2 separate regions of the Homo sapiens genome follow, and region 2 is linked to region 1. A link is an interaction called in ENCODE POLR2A ChIA-PET data of the cell type or tissue named here. Cell type or tissue: OCI-LY7. All regions are shown on one strand. Links, peaks and the distances in the headings refer to the core of each region. The heading gives the core; the rest is flanking DNA.

Region 1 (2,910 bases), core at 241-2,740:
GCATTTGGGGCAGAAAAGGTAATTCTGATATTTACTCTTTGAAATTAATTTTTATGAAAGTTATGAAATCTAAATTCTCACCTCTCCTTAGGCTTTTGACAGGTGTTCACAGATCTCATTTTATTTATAAGCCTATCAGTTTTTAATAATCACTTTTAAGGAGGCCTTTTATTAATGTTTGGTCTGATTTGCAAACTTAGTTAATTAAACTCCTTTAAACATTTTAAGCTGCATTTGTAAAGGAAATCGAACTTATTAAATTTATAAGTACTCAATTGCCTGACTCAACAAACAAGCCTCTTAGAGCACTTAAGCAATTCTTATAAGTCTAATTAAGCTCATAAGTATGTTACACCTTGTGGTCTTTTAAGTTTTCTTGTATAGTATATATGACCTTACTGAGATTTTGACTTCAAATCAAAATCTAAGTTGATTATTTAATGCCACATTTTAAGTTAAAGTCTCAAGGCTGGTCTGTTATTCTAATGGACAGATTCTCTTAATCGTTATAAATATTTGAAATACTATGTTTGAAATACAGTGAGTATTTCAAATAGTTAGAACAATTGATACATTGATCTGCATCGATATGTTGATCTGCATTGATGTCTTGTTTAAGGAATTCATTCTACAGACCTGATTTCCTTAAGCATTTCTCTGCTTTATTCTAAATGTTCCTGGGGGTAAAAGATGCTCACACAAATTGTCCAAGCATGGAAAGACCTGCTTCCCATGAGGACGCCTCTCCCCCTGACTTCCACACCTCAGGGATCTTTGGAAACGTCTCTTCCCCAGCAACCAGCGCCGCACCCGGCCCACCTCTCACCCTCGACTGCCCAGTGGGAGAATTGCTATAAATTCCAAATCAGATGCTTTCTGAAAGGGACCTACCAGGGGCTTCTGGCAACTTTAAGAAGGAAAGTCTGAGCAATTGGAGGCTCCTGGAGGCTGCCCAGGAATGCAGTTCAGTCCTCGGAATTTCTAATTCTTCTTCGCCCTGAGGAAGCTCACAAAGGTGGACAAGCAGGCCCCTTCTCACCCGAAATGTAGGAAGCCATCAGCAACCTGCACCCTGGGCGATCTCCCAGGAGAACCTGCCCCTGGCCTTTGTGGTGACCTTTGCTGTGGGAAAGGGGAGGCAGGAGGCCATGGGGTCTGGCCTTGGAACCACAGCCCGTGGTCTGCACCTGCCCACCCAGGGACTAGTGCTCTTCCCACTGGAGGCCGACTTCAGGACCACCCGACACAGCCTCGCCAGCTTCCCTTCCACCCTCGGCCTCCCATCCTCATAGATCTAGCATACAGTGGCTCAACTCAACTTGTGCCTCAGTCACAAGCCTCACGGTCATTGAGATTGCAGGAAATAACAGACCAGTAAGTAAATCTGGCTCTCCAGTTCACATTTTTTAAAAACCAAGCCCAGGCCAGTTGCGGTGGCTCACATCTGTAATCCCAGCACTTTGGGAGGCCAAGGTGGGAGGATTGCTTGAGCCCAGGGGTTCAAGACCAGCCTGGGCAACATAGTGAGACCCTGTCTCTGTTTAAAAAGAAAAAAAAATTGAGGCCAAATTGTTTCTTATCCTACAGAAACACTAAAGGCAGATTCCATAGTTTAGATACTCTCAGCAAAACTTTTGCCCCCAATTATTTCCTTTTTTAAAATTTTTATTTTATTTTATTTTTTAAAGGAAGGGTAGAGGGAGGTAGGAGAGAAGAGCAAAGAAAATGATGTTTATTTCACTAAAGAAACCATCAATTGTGTCATCCCAGGTAGTTTTGGGCATCGCCTTCCTAGGTGAATTTGGGTGGGAAGGTGGGGCTGCCTTCCCGGCTTGCTGAGATGTTTCGGTGACCAACAGGTGTCCTCCTGAGCTCGGCTGGGTGTCTGTGCCCCTGACTCCTGGGTTGAGCTCCTTTTTATAGTCATTTGTAAATGAGGCCACAAAATAAAGAGGCAGATTTCATGTGGCCCACACTCCTTAGATTCACGGTAAACATTACGGATTTCTCTGTCCACTTGTATTAGTCTACGTCCCCTGCCCTCTGGCTGTCACTAGACTGGATTTACATTTTTTTGTATCTTAATATATGTAAGCGTCTTTCCATTAGAATCCAAAGACCTTGAAACTCTGTGGAATTGTGCATAATTTTCATGTATTTCCTGTCTTGGGGGACCAGGCAACGCTGACAGATGTTAAAATGAGCTGGTATATTCCCAGCTTTAGTTGACTCTGTCCAGAGCTCCCCAGCCCCACAGTGGGCATAGGCAGGGTACTTCTCAGGTGACATCAGCTCTGGAGAGCTCTGTGTGCCACAGCAATGGCCAGTGATGGGTTTCCACGGTGACAACTAAGTTCTCAAGAAAAGATTGTGTAGGCCGGGCGCGGTGGCTCACGCCTGTAATCCCAGCACTTTGGGAGGCCGAGGCGGGCAGATCACGAGGTCAGGAGACTATCCTGGCTAACGCGGTGAAACCCCGTCTCTACTAAAAATACAAAAAATTAGCCGGGCGCCGTGGCGGGCGCCTGTAGTCCCAGCTACTTGGAAGGCTGAGGTGGGAGAATGGCGTGAACCCGGGAGGTGGAGCTTGCAGTGAGCCGAGATCGCGCCACTGCACTCCAGCCTGGGCAACAGAGCAAGACTCCATCTCAAAAAAAAAAAAAAGATTATATAGACAGGGAAGTTGGTGTATGATGTGATTTTTTAATTTGGTTAAAATATTTAAAATAAAAAATGATATTTTAAGAGGTGATGCTTCTTGTATTGGAAAATTCTCTTAGAGGGGATACTTTACTTCCCAGCCGTGTCACTGAGAGAGATCTTGCTGCATAAGACAAACAGTGGCGAAAGTCTGACAAAGGCCTTTGATCCAGTGAGGAAGTTGGCAAAATCAAGTTCTTTATGACTGTG
Region 2 (2,910 bases), core at 178-2,677, 94 kb before region 1:
CTTTGATGTAACCATTGTTTAGTCCAAAACCTAGGTTGAGTTGACATTGCCCATGAAATAGAATACAGATGCATCGGGTCGGCGGCTTCATCTGGCCACGGTGCAGGAAGGCAGGGAGAACCCGGATTTGAGTGGTCAGCTCCACCAGTCACTGCTGCGCACAACCAGGCTATATCACCTGTCTGTGCATTAGTGTCCTTGTCTGTATCTGAGGATAAAAACACTGCCTTTCTCATAGGGTTGATGCAAGGATTAAATGAGTGAACATTTAAAATCCTTAGAACACAGCCTGACACATAAAAGGTGCTTGATAACGGTTAGCCAAGATTATGTTTTATAATTATTTCTTGGCATTCTCCCCTCTGGGCTGTGAGCTGCTTCCTGTATTGTGCCTGGCTGTAGCTTTTTAATAACCAATTGCTGAATCAATGAATGAGAGAAAGAAAAAGGGGCCGGGTGTGTTGGCTCACACCTGTAATCCCAGTACTGTGGGAGGCTGAGATGGGTGGATCACCTGAGGTCGGGAGTTTGAGACCAGCCTGGTCAACATGGTGAAACTCCATCTCTACTAAAAATACAAAAATTAGCTGGGCATGGTGGTGGGCACCTGTAATCCCAGCTACTTGGGTGGCTGAAGCAAGAGAATCACTTGAATCTGGCAGGTGGAGGTTGCAGTGAGCTGAGATCACGCCATTGCACTCCAGCCTGGGCAACATGAGTGAAACTCCGCCTCAAAAAAAAAAAAAGAGAAGAAGAAGAAGAAAGAAAAGAAAAAGGGAGGGAAGGAGGGAAGATTAAAACATAGTTACTACTCTAAAGAAACTTACTGGCTAGTTGGGGGATATAAGATGCCCTAATATAGCAGTCCCCAACCTTTTTGGCACCAGGGAGTGGTTTCATGGAAGACAGTTTTTCAGTGGTAGGGGACATAGTTTTGGGATGAAACTGTTCCACCTTGGATCAGGCATTAGTTAGATTCCCATAAGGAGCGCGCATCCTAGATCCCTCACATGTGCAGTTCACAGTAGGGTTTGCACTCCTATGAGAATCTAATGCTGCAGCTGATGGGACAGGAGGGAGGCGAAGTCAGGCAGTAATGCCTGCTCGCCTGCCGCTCACCTCCTGCTGTGCAGCCGGTTCCTAACAGGCCCCGAACTGGTACCATAAGAGGTTCAGGGAAAGGAGGGATTTCTATGGGGGGGGAAAGGAGGTAGGTTCAATTGTTGCAATCAAAGGTGCCAAACTCCTATTTGTCACCATTTCAGATCCCACAGAGAAAGAGGAGTGTCAGGATCCGGTGTGCTTCTAAGAGACAGTCGTATAAGTGAAGTCTTCCTGCGGGACCCTACACTTTACCCCTGCTGAAATTTGCCTTTCCCTCAGGTGACATTTTGAGCTGCTTAACAGGAAACAGGCACTTTCAGAAGTACAATGACTGTCTAATGATTTCTGAGTGATTCCCTCCAGGGTGTCTAGATTTCTTCCTGGCTCTCAGAGGTAGAAGGAACTCTCAGAGGACATTTACCTGTCAGCTCCAGCACTAACACCCAGAACTCTTGCCTTCTAAAACATCGCAGGAAGTGGGGTGGCTGTTCCTGAAGCTGGCATCACTGAGCTGGTAGGAAGAGTTACCTTGAGTGAGCTGCTGTTGAATGTAAAACAGCTGTGCCATGTGCAGATGATTTCATCCTATGAGCTTCCTCACTCACTGTCAGAGGCCAGGCTTTATAAAGTATTGTCAATTGCTTTTACTGTTTTACTTATTTTTTGTTTTTTTGCATTAGGTACCCACTAAAGTCACCTGTCAAACTACATCTTGAAGCCAATTGCAGTCTTGAAATCCTGCTTTGTGGTGCAGGTTCTACTGCATAGAATGTTATATGAGTTAGCTCCTGCTGCTGATCAAACACCTCAAATTAATGGCTTAAAAGAATCATCATTGGTGGCCGGGTGTGGTGGCTCACTCCTGTAATCCCAGCACTTTGGGAGGCCAAGGCTGGCAGATCACCTGAGGTCAGGAGTTCAAAACCAGCTTGGCCAACATGGCGAAACCCCGTCTCTACTAAAAATACAAAAAGTAGCCAGGCGTGGTGATAGGCCCCTGTAATCTAGCTACTCGGGAGGCTGAGGCAGGAGAATCACTTGAACCTGGGAGGTGGAGGTTGCAGTGAGCCAAGATCGCACCATTGCACTCCAGCCTGGGTGACAGAGCAAGACTCCATCTCAAAAAAAAAAAAAATTCATCATAGGCTGGGCGCAGTGGCTCATGCCTGTAATCCCAGCACTTTGGGAGGCTGAGGTGAGAGGATCACTTGAGCCCAGGAGTTCGAGACCAGTCTGGGCAACATAATGAGACTCCATCTCTATATTAAAAAAAAAAAAAAAAGTAGTTGGACATGGTGACACGTGTCTGTAGTCCTAACTATTCAGGAGACTGAGGTAGGAGGATTGCTTGAGCCTGGGAGGTCGAGGCTGCAGTGAGCCATGATCTAGCCTTGGTGACAGAGTGAGACTCAAAAAAGAAGAAGAAGAAGAATCATTGTTTGCTCAGCAGTTCTGTATGTTGGCTCAGCTTGAATGGCTCATCTCTATTCCTTGTGGTGTTAGCTGGGCTCCCTTGTATATTTGGACCTCAGCTGGGATGTCTGGGACAGCTGGGGCCTGTCTCTGTGGGGTCTCACATCCTTCAGGAAGCGATTCCAAGCTTTTTCACTTGATGGCAGAAGGGTTCCCAGCAACAAGAGAAAGCAAGCCCCAATACACAATACGCAACAGTTTCTCCTTGTGTCATATTTGCTAATGTCCTATTGGCTGTAGCAAGTCAAGAGGCCAAGCCAGATTCCTTTTGGCGGGGACCACAGGAGGGTGTGGGTACAGGAAAGCATGATTGTCATGGGCCATTGCTGCAGT

What was found. ChIA-PET counts read pairs that join two places held together with the same protein. Peaks named below come from ENCODE experiments on the same cell type or tissue, not always from the same donor. Only the 100,000 strongest peaks of a DNase experiment are listed, where the experiment ranks them.
Region 2: POLR2A ChIA-PET joins it to region 1 with 9 read pairs; 2 of 35 experiments call an interaction of 5 or more read pairs at or near these places.

The regions. Positions count from the first base shown.
Region 1 is chr14:89,221,581-89,224,490 of GRCh38, reverse strand. All of the region lies in intron 4 of FOXN3 (forkhead box N3), which reads left to right. Among named protein-coding and RNA genes, the nearest start is that of FOXN3-AS3, 130 kb to the left of the region's middle. In OCI-LY7, for the core only: no CTCF peak of the experiment used is centred there; no DNase peak of the experiment used is centred there.
Region 2 is chr14:89,315,999-89,318,908 of GRCh38, reverse strand. All of the region lies in intron 3 of FOXN3 (forkhead box N3), which reads left to right. Among named protein-coding and RNA genes, the nearest start is that of FOXN3-AS3, 33 kb to the left of the region's middle. In OCI-LY7, for the core only: no CTCF peak of the experiment used is centred there; a DNase peak (open chromatin) is centred at 1,408; H3K4me3 peaks cover 711 bases; H3K27ac peaks cover 1,014 bases.